Regions from separate parts of the Homo sapiens genome. Here region 1 is linked to region 2. Evidence: chromatin contacts called from ENCODE Hi-C or POLR2A ChIA-PET data. All regions are on one chromosome and are shown on one strand. Each heading gives the region's core, a stretch centred on a gene start or an enhancer-like site at or near the end of the contact. The rest is flanking DNA. Distances are from core to core; before and after follow the strand shown. Region 1 has its middle 68 kb from the start of CPO. Region 2 overlaps FASTKD2 (FAST kinase domains 2).

Region 1 (6,326 bases), core at 929-3,428, 210 kb before region 2:
ACAGAGCAAACTGGTTTCAACCCATTCATAGAATCTTCTAGCACAAGCTGGCCCAAGATAGGACACATCAAGTGTCCTCTGGTTCAGCATCTACTTTCTCATGATAGCTAATTGCTAAGACCATGGGTGCCAATCTTAGCTTCCAAATCAAGTGCACGCCAACTTTTTAGGCCTATTTTAACTAATTGTGCCTTTAAAATCAAACTTATTTAGAGCACTCTGAAAAGGAGATAATACATGATTAGATATTTCAGTACTTTTTTGAGAGCTTTGAAACCTATTTAACTCAAGAAAAAAATATTTTGGAAGGCCATATTTGAATTCTTCATTAAGACAAACAGCAGCAACAACAAAATACCTCTGCAAGTTGAAAAAATCCTGGTGACGCAGAATAAAAAGTGGGAGGCTTGGAATTCTAAATGAAAAATTCCAGCTCTGTCTCTTGCTAGTTGTGGACAAATTACACATTTCCTCTTAAAGGTTCACTTTTCCCATCTATAAAATGAAGAAAATATATATTGCAGGTTTTGCAGTGAAAATTAAATAATGTTAATATATGCAAAGGACTTGCGAACTTTCCTGTATACAATTTGAATTCAACAAACAACAGCTATTAGAAAAGAGAACACAAACCTTGCTTACAGACTAAAATGACCTGGGACTTAATATCTGTTTGCTCTTTTACAGGAAGTAGATCTCCAAGTTCTTTTTCTTTTTGTGACGAGGAAATGGGTTCAAAATAAATCTCTGGTTCTTCCTACACTCTAAGAAAACCCCCCAGGAAAGAGGTTTTTTTCCCCTTCTTTCCAAGGTCAGATTATTTTCCTTTTCTCCCCCAAACCCCTCCCCCTATACCTACTTCTCTTTTACATATAAAAAATTTTGTTACTTTATACCTTTTCTCTATAGTATGTGTGTTATGCCTTCTTTCCTCCCATGAAAGAAAGATAGTTGATGTGATGATGCTTTTCATTCACTAAAGAAAGTGCTAAGTCACCCAGCTAGAGGGTCTGAAAAGGTGACACTCCTCCTATCAGAATAGCCAATGGCTAATAACCATCACTCTAACTTTAGGTATAGATTATTATTATTATTGAGCGTATTGCACCTTGGCTGTTTGCCCAGTATGTCCTTGCTAACTCAGGGTCACAAAAAAGAGTAATTCTCTGCCACAACTCGATAAGACATGAGATCTGCATGATTAAAATGACCTTAGCATTTGGAATCCTGAAATAATGGCACTCCAAATTAAATTAAGAATGGGTTAGATTGCTTTCAGTGAATAATTGCCATTACTACACACCATTCTTCTTGCTCCCCTCCAAAGTCTTTATTGATTTCATTGTTGCTCAGATGCTGAAGATATCTGTCCTATTGTTTGGAGGAATTTAAGATCCTTAGGAGGACTTAGCAAATTAATGGAGGGAGGCTGAAGGAACAAAGAAAATGAGGTGGTACACACACACACACACACACACACACACACACACACACACACACACACTGAAGAGAGGTTGTTGTAGTGGTAGACAATTTCTTTGATAAAGCCAGAGCAGAATTCTTTGTTCAACCATCCCTTTCTGGGTGAATGTGCTTAGTCAAGACATCAGGTCACTGGCCCTTGGACAGCTCCCAGTCATTTGCCCATCAGTGACTGCAGTGCCCACACAGACCACTTTCATAATTAAATTCCAAAAATTCCTGTTCTGAATCACCCAATAATTGACTACATTTGTATTTGGAAGTCTTTGCTGATGAGAATAAAGCAGCATGCAATAATGCTTTCAGTTTCACCATGGTTTTATTACCTTATTGGACCACTAGGGACCTACTACATTCCCGGGGGGGACACTTTTCTATTTAATTAACCTGCAGACATTTAGCCTAAACAGCAATAAATAATAGACAAATACTCCCCTTCCCCCTATTTGTCTCTTATGGAGAATTACTACTACTAATAACAAAATAATTGAAATCCAAAATAAAACCACACAGCCAGGGAGGTGGGTAGATGATGGGGAGGGTAGAGAGAGAAGCTTCAGATGGCTAATTGGGGACAAGTATATACTAGATATGGTGAAATAGTGTTTTCTTTTGCTTTAAGCTACTAACTTGGAGGCACAGAAGAGAATTAGCTACTTTCATAGGGAGGATTTCAGGAGTTCCAGGAAGGGACCCTGCCAGGCACAGCCTCCTTCTAACCAGCACACTGAGCCTTTAACCAGAAACAAAGCCATTCTTTCTATTGTTGCATAGAAGGCCTGGAATGTGAAGTCCCCCCAGGCACATGAAGGAGGGGATGATGTAAACTTAACAATGAGAGGCAAAGGACTGATGTCACATCCTCTCCTGAGAGCTGATTTTTGATGATGAAAAGAGGAAAGAAAGTCTTGGACTTTGAAGAGGCATGGGGAAGAAAATGGTCTAGCATTTTTTCATACTTTACAATTTTGCCTAATACTGTTTTGCTTGTAAATCAACCCTTCATCCTCTGAAAGGAAGGCTACAAATACATGGATATGTATTAAGCATTTATTGTATGCTAGGTTCTTTCCCACACAGTATTTCATAACACTACTGCAAGATAGGATTCCTAATCCCCTTTTGCTGAAGAAGAGATTGAGGCCAGGATGCATAAATAAACTTATCCAAGATCAACTGGCTTCTAAATGGCAGAGCAAGGATTGGAATCAAGGTCAGCCTGATTCCAAAACTCAGATGCTTTTTACTTCTACCATGATAGCTCATAATAGAGCCTGATCTAAACTTTGGAGATAATTATTTTCAAAATGCAAAGCAAGTCAAAAATTTGTCATTGGCCTTGGAATATTTTGTTGAAGGGAGTCAGAAGGATTAAATTCATTTTTATACATGAGACTTAAAAACGATATGTGGGGACCAACCCAAGTTTCTACTGCAAAGCAGAAAGTATTACTTTTAATGGCAAAAACTGCAATTACTTTTGTAACAACCTAATAAGGATTTAGTGGATCTGGATAATATGACCAGCTGCCTATTTGACCTCTCCTTTTGGGTTTCCCTTAGGCACTTAAACTCAATCTGTACACAACTGAACTCATCGTCTTTTATCAGCCCATCACCCGTTCGCCTTTCCTGTTCTAACTTATTGCCTGTTGTATTGTTTTTCTTATTTGATGGGCACTGACATTCATCTTTAGTCACTCAAGACAGGAACCTAGAATTACTTCTACTTTTCTCCTTCTACTGTACTGACCTACTCTGCCCACCATGGCTAATCAGTCCTATTGTATATACCATCAAATTTTCTAGCACTTTTCCTCTTCTCCATTACCAATGTCAACTCCTTGGTTGATATCCTGGTCATTTCTCCACTGTATTCGTGCTATAATAAACTAAACTGAACTGGCCACCGCATTTCACCCTCCCTTGCTTCTCTATTCATATTCAAATTGATGACAGGTTGGTTTTCTCTAAAACTTAAAAGGGATGAAAGAATGAATGACAAAACAAAAACGAGCAATTTAGAATGAAATCTACTCTCAAGTACAAATAGTATAATAGCAACAAATCAGCTAGAAAAAAATACAAGCTGTGTATACTCCTTTAAATTGAGGTAAAATGTACACACAGATATAAATCTTTTCTTTTTATTATACTTTAAGTTTTAGGGTACATGTGCACATTGTGCAGGTTAGTTACATATGTATACATGTGCCATGCTGGTGCGCTGCACCCACTAACTCGTCATCTAACATTAGGTATATCTCCCAATGCTATCCCTCCCCCCTCCCCCCACCCCACAACAGTCCCCAGAGTCTGATGTTCCCCTTCCTGTGTCCATGTGTTCTCATTGTTCAATTCCCACCTATGAGTGAGAATATGCGGTGTTTGGTTTTTTGTTCTTGCGATAGTTTACCGAGAATGATGATTTCCAATTTCATCCATGTCCCTACAAAGGACATGAACTCATCATTTTTTATGGCTGCATAGTATTCCATGGTGTATATGTGCCACATTTTCTTAATCCAGTCTATCATTGTTGGACATTTGGATTGGTTCCAAGTTTTTGCTATTGTGAATAATGCCACAATAAATATACATGTGCATGTGTCTTTATAGCAGCATGATTTATAGTCCTTTGAGTACATACCCAGTAATGGGATGGCTGGGTCAAATGGTATTTCTAGTTCTAGATCCCTGAGGAATCGCCACACTGACTTCCACAATGGTTGAACTAGTTTACAGTCCCACCAACAGTGTAAAAGTGTTCCTATTTCTCCACATCCTCTCCAGCACCTGTTGCTTCCTGACTTTTTAATGATTGCCATTCCAACTGGTGTGATATGATATCTCATTGTGGTTTTGATTTGCATGTCTCTGATGGCCAGTGATGGTGAGCATTTTTTCATGTGTTTTTTGGCTGCATAAATGTCTTCTTTTGAGAAGTGTCTGTTCATGTCCTTCGCCCACTTTTTGATGGGGTTGTTTGTTTTTTTCTTGTAAATTTGTTTGAGTTCATTGTAGATTCTGGATATTAGCCCTTTGTCAGATGAGTAGGTTGCAAAAATTTTCTCCCATTTTGTAGGTTGCCTGTTCACTCTGATGGTAGTTTCTTTTGCTGTGCAGAAGCTCTTTAGTTTAATTAGATCCCATTTGTCAATTTTGTCTTTTGTTGCCATTGCTTTTGGTGTTTTAGACATGAAGTCCTTGCCCATGCCTATGTCCTGAATGGTAATGCCTAGGTTTTCTTCTAGGGTTTTTATGGTTTTAGGTCTAACGTTTAAGTCTTTAATCCATCTTGAATTGATTTTTGTATAAGGTGTAAGGAAGGGATCCAGTTTCAGCTTTCTACATATGGCTAGCCAGTTTTCCCAGCACCATTTATTAAATAGGGAATCCTTTCCCCATTGCTTGTTTTTCTCAGGTTTGTCAAAGATCAGATAGTTGTAGATATGCGGCGTTATTTCTGAGGGCTCTGTTCTGTTCCATTGATCTATATGTCTGTTTTGGTACCAGTACCATGCTGTTTTGGTTACTGTAGCCTTGTAGTATAGTTTGAAGTCAGGTAGTGTGATGCCTCCAGCTTTGTTCTTTTGGCTTAGGATTGACTTGGCGATGCGGGCTCTTTTTTGGCTTCATGTAAACTTTAAAGTAGTTTTTTCCAATTCTGTGAAGAAAGTCATTGGTAGCTTGATGGGGATGACATTGAATCTGTAAATTACCTTGGGCAGTATGGCCATTTTCACGATATTGATTGTTCCTACCCATGAGCATGGAATGTTCTTCCATTTGTTTGTATCCTCTTTTATTTCCTTGAGCAGTGGTTTGTAGTTCTCCTTGAAGAGGTCCTTCACATCCCTTGTAAATTGGATTCCTAGGTATTTTATTCTCTTTGAAGCAATTGTGAATGGGAGTTCACTCATGATTTGGCCCTCTGTCTGTCTGTTGTTGGTGTATAAGAATGCTTGTGATTTTTGTACATTGATTTTGTATCCTGAGACTTTGCTGAAGTTGCTTATCAGCTTAAGGAGATTTTGGGCTGAGACAATGGGGTTTTCTAGATATACAATCATGTCATCTGCAAACAGGGACAATTTGACTTCCTCTTTTCCTAATTGAATACCCTTTATTTCCTTCTCCTGCCTAATTGCCCTGGCCAGAACTTCCAACACTATGTTGAATAGGAGTGGTGAGAGAGGGCATCCCTGTCTTGTGCCAGTTTTCAAAGGGAATGCTTCCAGTTTTTGCCCATTCAGTATGATATTGGCTGTGGGTTTGTCAGAGATAGTCTTATTATTTTGAAATACGTCCCATCAATACCTAATTTATTGAGAGTTTTTAGCATGAAGGGTTGTTGAATTTTGTCAAAGGGCTTTTCTGCATCTATTGAGATAATCATGTGGTTTTTGCCTTTGGTTCTGTTTATATGCTGGATTACATTTATTGATTTGCATATATTGAACCAGCCTTGCATCCCAGAGATGAAGCCCACTTGATCATGGTGGATAGGCTTTTTGATGTGCTGCTGGATTTGGTTTGCCAGTATTTTATTGAGGATTTTTGCATCAATGTTCACCAAGGATATTGGTCTAAAATTCTCTTTTTTGGTTGTGTCTTTGCCCGGCTTTGGTATCAGAATGATGCTGGCCTCATAAAATGAGGGAGGATTCCCTCTTTTTCTGTTGATTGGAATAGTTTCAATCAAATTTCAAGAAGGAATGGTACCAGTTCCTCCTTGTACCTCTGGTAGAATTCGGCTGTGAATCCATCTGGTCCTGGACTCTTTTTCGTTGGTAAGCTATTGATTATTGCCACAATTTGAGATCCTGTTATTGGTCTATTCA
Region 2 (6,625 bases), core at 669-3,168:
ACTATTGTAGCTTTTACAGCGCTAAAAATTTTAAGCATAACACCCTTCTCTACCATCATCTTAGGCAATTTACAGAGATAAATTTATGATTTTGCATCTATAGCACATGAAGTATGGATTTTTAAAGATTCATTAGAATATATAATTCTCACATAAAAACATTTATACTCATAAACAGTATTTCCATAAAGATGATCTCATTAGATATAAAGTTTATCTCTGGTGAATTAAAGTTAATCCTGAAAATCTTGTCAACCACACATAATATATGGTACCTAATGTATCTGATACATTCTGAAACAGATAAGTGGATGAAATATTTTTAAAGCACCACATCTAGTAAGGCAGCAGAGAATTAGAAACGGATTTTATTTCTTGTTCTTCAATATAGTAATTGGTGACCTTGAGAAATGCCATTTAACCTTTTCATGTCTCAATTTTCTCATCTATAAATAGATATAATCATCACAAAGACCCGCTGTGAGCAATAGATGAGATAATCTTGAGAGCTCTAAAGCTCTACATATAACAGAAAGGCATTATTGGGATTAGGGCAGAGGATCTGCAGCTCTGCTGTTGCCTTGAACAATTTCCATGATTCTGTGACTCACTTTTACTACCTGCAAAATAGACACCGGAAGGCGTCTCTCCAGTTTTCCTTAGAAGGCAGAGTCTGTATAAGAGAAAAAAGCTGATTTCAGGGTCCAGCAGATTTAATTAGCTGCACAACCATGGGCCAACTCTCGAGTGTTAGAGAGGATAATGATGACTACCTCACAGGGTTGTGAGAATCAAATGTCTTAAAGGAGAACAGTGCTTAGTAAATAGCTAACAGTGCTCAGCCTGTACAATTGTTAGAATCAATATTGGGTTTCCACTGAAAATTACCATGGGGTTACCTTGCCGTTTACTGCCTAGGTCCAGTCATTTCTGAATAAGATTAGTTGCTATGGTTACCTTCCCAAAACACCACAGTTGAAAACGTGTTGGAGATGGGAATCGATGGTAGGAGGCTTTAGCGGAGGACACAAAGCAACTTCAGCCACTGAGACATTTTAATACATGTAAACTCCTTCCCTTGGAAACCTAAGTCACATTTTGCCAAAATGGAAATGAACTCAGGAAGTGGACTTTCAGAAGTTCTGCATTTGGCCAGCCTCCTTCCCCCATCACCAGGCCCTCAAGGACAGGTGCGTTCTGGCCCTGAACCAGCTCCAGAGCATCTCAGTTTCTTACCCCAGGATCTGGCAGTTGGAAAGATGTTGGTTGCCAGGCAGAATTCATCAGATTCACTTCCCAGATGCTATCGCTTCTGATGCCGAAAGAAAAATAGGTTGCCCAGCAATTGAGGTTGGAAAGGACAGGTGTAGCTGAGAAATGCACAGTGTTGCACAGAAAACAATAATGGGTTATTTTTGTTAAAATTCATTAGCATGCATATTTGTATATTCCAGGGGTCCTCACATCCCGCAAACATACTTAGTCTCTGGAGGGGCTAGCACTAACATCCCCGGTTAAAGTGTCCCCCACAGGAGTGTTATAAATGGTATTTGATCTGTCAGAATCAGTCACAGCTCCAACAGCTCTCAGCAAATGAATACAAGTTGGTCTGACCCTGCTTCCTGTTTCCAACTAAAGCAAACCGAAGACCTGAAGAGGCCTCACAGGCAAGAGTATTTTGCACCCGCTCCTAGTGAAAAGACTCTTTTCTGCCTGGTCTTTTTTCCCAGACATCCCAAGGAGCTGTCCTGCTCTTATTTGAAATTCAAACCAGAAGGAAGTCACCTCCGCAAATGCCAAGTGTCCAGCCTCCACTTCCATGATGATTCAGCACCACCTAGGGGCCATTGTCATTCATTTCTTGCCAGGCTCATTTCTTGCCATATTCATTTATTGCCACAATAGAATTCCTTTTTAAGTATTGCAGCTGCACCCGCCACCGCCCCCTCGCCACTGCCATCCACATAAGAAAAGTACAGAAGCTTCTCTACACACATTTTTCAAGACTCGGTTCCAGATCTACTTCAGCTGGAAACTCTGGTCCACTAGCTTAGCACACAAGGATCACTGCTGAGGAGTGTGGTTCACATTTACAATACACCACGGGGACTTCGCTTTATTATTATAAGAACTGCTATAAGCATCTACTACATGACAAGGCATATATAGTTATTTCTAATGTATACAATAGTCCTTCAAATTGGGTAGTAATCCATTTTACAGATGAAGAAACTAAGGCTCTGAGAAGTTAAGCAATTTATCCAGATCCCAAACCAGGGTTGACTTACTCTTTTCACTGTAAAACGCTGTCTCTCTAATCTTACTGTGCGTAGAGCCAACATGGCAGTGAGGGTGCTCATTTTAATGATTCTAAAGCAGAACATTCAAATAAATCTTGTCCTTCAAAGAAGTCACTTTGAAGCCTATTCTGTCATGCCAATAGCTAATGCTCATAACAATTGAGTCTCTGCTATAGGAACTGCCTTCAGAGCTATTTGTGAGCTGCACGACCTAATCTCATTACCTTAAAGTATGTTATATGTTTGAAAAAAATATGGTAGATACCATTGGAGGACTGAAGGATGTGCCATCCCAAAATTTGTATGTTGATTATTTCTAATGGAAAACAATGGAGAAATTCTAGTTTCAGAAAGGAAGAGCTGATCTATATCTTCCTGTATGGAGCAAGGGATAAAGAATCCTCTGGGACGGATACTCTTCGAAGGCCCTGAGATTTATCCATACCAGGATGAGAAAATAGCCCTTATCACCAGAGACTTGGAGGCTGCAAGGAACCCGAATAAACAAACTTACGAACAAAATAACCTTTATCTTCCACTTGCTTTACACCCCCTCATATATCTCCTGTGACTCCCCTAGAAAATTTTACTGTCCTAGCCAGATTTTCTTTCTCCTGTTGTTTCTTCTCAAATTTATCATTCTTTGTCTAAAAAGTATAAGAATATCTTACTTTGGCCTCTTGTTCAGACTTCACTTTCTTGTGAAGATCCCCAAGTACATGTAAAACTAGTAAAATTTATACATTTTTCTCTTGTTAATCTGCCTGCTGTCAATTTAGCTTCTACATCCAGCTGACCAGCCCACTAAGAGCTAACAGAAGGGTTGAAGTTGATCTCTGGTTCCCCGGTACCATGCTGTTCAAGCAGTGTAATCTCCCAGGTCCCTCCTCAGTAAATTTCGATTCAGTATCACTGGGACAGGCCCAACAGTTTGTGGTTTTGTCAAGTACATGTGACTGTAATCACCAGGAAAGCTTGAGTAACACTGGTGCGATGATACAAGCATGAGCTCTGGGGTCAGAAGGACTTGGGTGCAGATCTGGCTCTGCCTTTTTTCTAGTTGTGCACCCCTAGGAAAGGCAATTAAGGCCTTGAGTATCAGTTTATTCATCTATAAAATGAATATTAGTAATCATTAATAACCACCAAACAGGGGTGTGAAGACTGAATGATATAATGGGTGTGAAATGCTAGCACAGTGCCTGGCACATAGTAGGCACTTAATACATGGTCATTACTATTGTTAACTTAATCACCCACTCAGCTTAATGAATTTGCCCTATGTGACTTTTTGTTATTTCTAAAAATTAAATCCACAGTGAAAGGATATGAGGATACATAAAATACACTATCATAACGTATATTATACTTCATTAAAAAGTAAACAACTAAAGATCCTTAGGAAAAGTGATAGATGATAGATAGCCAGATAGGTAAATTTTAGGATAGGAAAATGTTCTAGAAATGAAAAACCAAACATTTAAAACAGTTTAACACTCAGGAGAATAACAAGTTTCTAGAAATACACACACACACACACACACACACACACACACACACACACACACACACACTGATACAAAAGGTAGAAACAATCCAAGGGCCCATCTGCAGATAAACAAAATGTGGTATATACATACAATAGAATATAATTCCATCTTTTTAAAAGGAAGGAAATTCTTTTTTTTTTCTTTGAGACAGGGTATCATTCTTTCCCCAGGCTGGAGTGCAGGGGCATGATCATGGCTCACTGCAGGCTCAATCTCCTGGGCTCAAGCCTTTTTAATTTTCTTGTAGAGATGGGGGTCTTGCAATGTTACCCAGGCTGGTCTTCAACTCTCAGCCTCTCCATCTTAGCCTCCCAAAGTGCCCGGGCGAAAGAAATACTGCCACATGCCATGACACGGATGAGCCAGAAAACACTACGCTAAGTGAAAGAAGCCAGTCAGTAAAGAATAATACTGAGCAATTCCACTCTATAAGGTGTCTAGAGTAGTAAAATTCATAGAGACAGAAAGTAAATGGTGGTTGCCAGGCACTGGGGGAAAGGGGAAATGGGAGTTACTGTTTAATGTGTCAGTATTTCCGTTTTGCAAGTTGAAAAGATTCTGGAGCTGGAGGGTAGTGATTGTTATATAACAATGTGAATGTACTCACTGCCACTGAACTGTACATTTAAAAATGGTTAAGATGGTAAATATTATGTTGTGTATTTTATCACAATTTTAAAAAAAATTAAGAAAATCAAGATGATATCAAATCACAGTTAAATATGAGTTTCAGAAATAGCTTGTTCGGTTTGTGTTGCTACAAAGAGCCCCATGTGAGTGAAATACTTCTAAGTGTACAGATTACATCCTTTGGAAAAATGAGCAAGTAAATTCACAAGTAATTTTGCATCTGTATTCTCAAACAATGTGACCGCACTGCCTTAGTTGCCTGTTTTTCTTTCAAACTATTCATTTACAAGATCACTCAAGAAATGTTACTCAGCTAAGTGGGAGGCTATGACTGGAAAACCTGTTCTGCCTTAACCCTGGCCTGGGGGATGCTTTGAAAAATGGCTGTGGTGCATGGAGCACTCTAAGGAAAACACTGAGGGGTGTTATCATCCTGTCTTAAGGCACTGTGATCTGTGCAGAGCTCTGCCCTGGGGCAGCTGGGCAAAGAGCAGGTGCATCCAAGGCTTGGCCTGTGGCCTGGATGACGTGGAACCCCCGTTACAATAGCCTGCAACAGCACAGGAGTAGTGGCTGTCGGGGGAGCTTCATCTGAACCCAAGCTGGTGAACGGGGCTTTGCCCCTCTGTTTTATTTATCTTTAATTGATTTTCTTTAACACTAGGTTTTCTTCAGGCCTCACATTTAATAAGATGGAGTATTTTTCTGATGAGTGTAAGCAGCATCTGAGCACTTCAAAGGTTCTCGAATAGAATAGCATTGGCTCTTTGTCTAATTTAACTTAAAAGTTATGACGAGGTGAAAGCTCATTTATATATTTAATATATTTCATGTCTTTCTTATTTATTTATTTTTTGAGACAGAATCTCACTCTGTCGTCCAGGCTAGAGTGCAGTGGCATGATCTCGACTCACTGCAAGCTCCACCTCCCAGGTTCACACCATTCTCCTGCCTCAGCCTCCCAAGTAGCTGGGACAACAGGCACCCGCCACCACGCCCAGCTAATTTTTTGTATTTTTAGTAGAGACGGGGTTTCACCATGTTAGCCAGGATGGTCTTCATCTCCTGACCTCGTGATCCGCCCGCCTCGGCCTCCCAAAGTGCTGGGATTACAGGTGTAAGCCACCGTGCCCGGCCTATTCTGCATTTTTTAAGCAAGGAAGCAAGCAAGCAAGGAGGAGGGAAGGAGATGGATTGCCTGAAATAATTGGGTGAAAGTTTGATGCTATCTTCCCTTCCCTCTTTAGGATTATGTGGCCCCTGGTGTAAAGAGATTGCCTGAGAGGAGCCTGGCAGAACTGTAGTGAAAGCATGGGGAAGTGTGGTGAAAACTGGATGCAAGGAGAACAAATGGAAAATAAAGGCAGGTGTGTTGGTTTCTCCCTTCCTCTGCCTCAGAAGCTTTATTGCTGCCTAGAGAAACCTGCTCAGGGTGGGGTGACATGTAAAACCAGCCAGCAGTATACACAGGTGTTCCTAGTGGGTCTTAATAACATTAAGTGTCTGTAACCCTGAGTGAAATTCTTTTTAAATTCTTTTTTCTTTTTTGAGACATGGTTTCACTCTGATATCCAGGTTGGAGTGCGGTGGCACAATCTTGGCCCACTGCAGCTTCGACCTCCTAGGCTCAGGCGATCCTCCCACCCCAGCTTTCTGAGTAGTTGGGACCACAGGTGCATGCCACCACACCCAGTTAATTTTTCTATTTTTTGTACAGGTGGGGTTTTGCCATGTTGCCAGGCTGGTCTCAAACTCCTGGGCTCAAACGATCCTTCTGCCTTGGCTTCCCAAAGTGCTGGGATTACAGGTGTGAGCCACTGTGCCCGGCCCTGAGGGAAATTCTTTAAAAGCAAAATTCACAAACTTTTAAAGCAAAGTATCCAATTTTTATTGATTCTATAACATATATATGTGCATATATTGTAGTATCTTTATCAATCAGGATTTACTTGCTGATAACAGAAACCACTGCAACCTAGTTTAGACACAATGTGCTTTTGTTAGTTTCTGGCCATGCACAGAAGCCTCCTGCTTACAAGATGAATGGAAAGGCTGAAGGAGCAGCCTTTAGTCTGACTTCCAGGAATGACTCTCAGAACACTATCACATAACTGGCTGTCCAGAAGAGATGCTATCTCTGCTTAC

Evidence for each region. A loop is a pair of places that touch in the nucleus more often than their neighbours do. ChIA-PET counts read pairs that join two places held with the same protein, here RNA polymerase II (POLR2A). Pooled maps may share reads with other maps.
Region 1: a loop to region 2 is called in a pooled map, with 2.6 times the contacts of the local background. The contact joins two enhancer-like sites. A Hi-C loop is called at or near these places in 2 of 168 maps with a recorded cell type or tissue (heart left ventricle and left colon) and 3 of 50 pooled maps. POLR2A ChIA-PET finds 5 or more read pairs at or near these places in 1 of 52 experiments (MCF 10A).

The regions. Positions count from the first base shown.
Region 1 is chr2:207,004,228-207,010,553 of GRCh38, reverse strand. No RefSeq gene overlaps it. Among named protein-coding and RNA genes, the nearest start is that of CPO, 68 kb to the right of the region's middle. RefSeq lists a silencer at 2,095-2,389. Within about 2 kb of position 2,178, at least 2 of the 41 ENCODE cell types and tissues checked have a DNase peak (open chromatin) inside an H3K27ac peak, as active enhancers do.
Region 2 is chr2:206,795,909-206,802,533 of GRCh38, reverse strand. It overlaps FASTKD2 (FAST kinase domains 2), which reads right to left. Exons shown (of 12, transcript NM_001136193.2): 12 at 6,345-6,625. Among named protein-coding and RNA genes, the nearest start is that of MIR3130-1, 16 kb to the right of the region's middle. Within about 2 kb of position 1,918, at least 2 of the 41 ENCODE cell types and tissues checked have a DNase peak (open chromatin) inside an H3K27ac peak, as active enhancers do.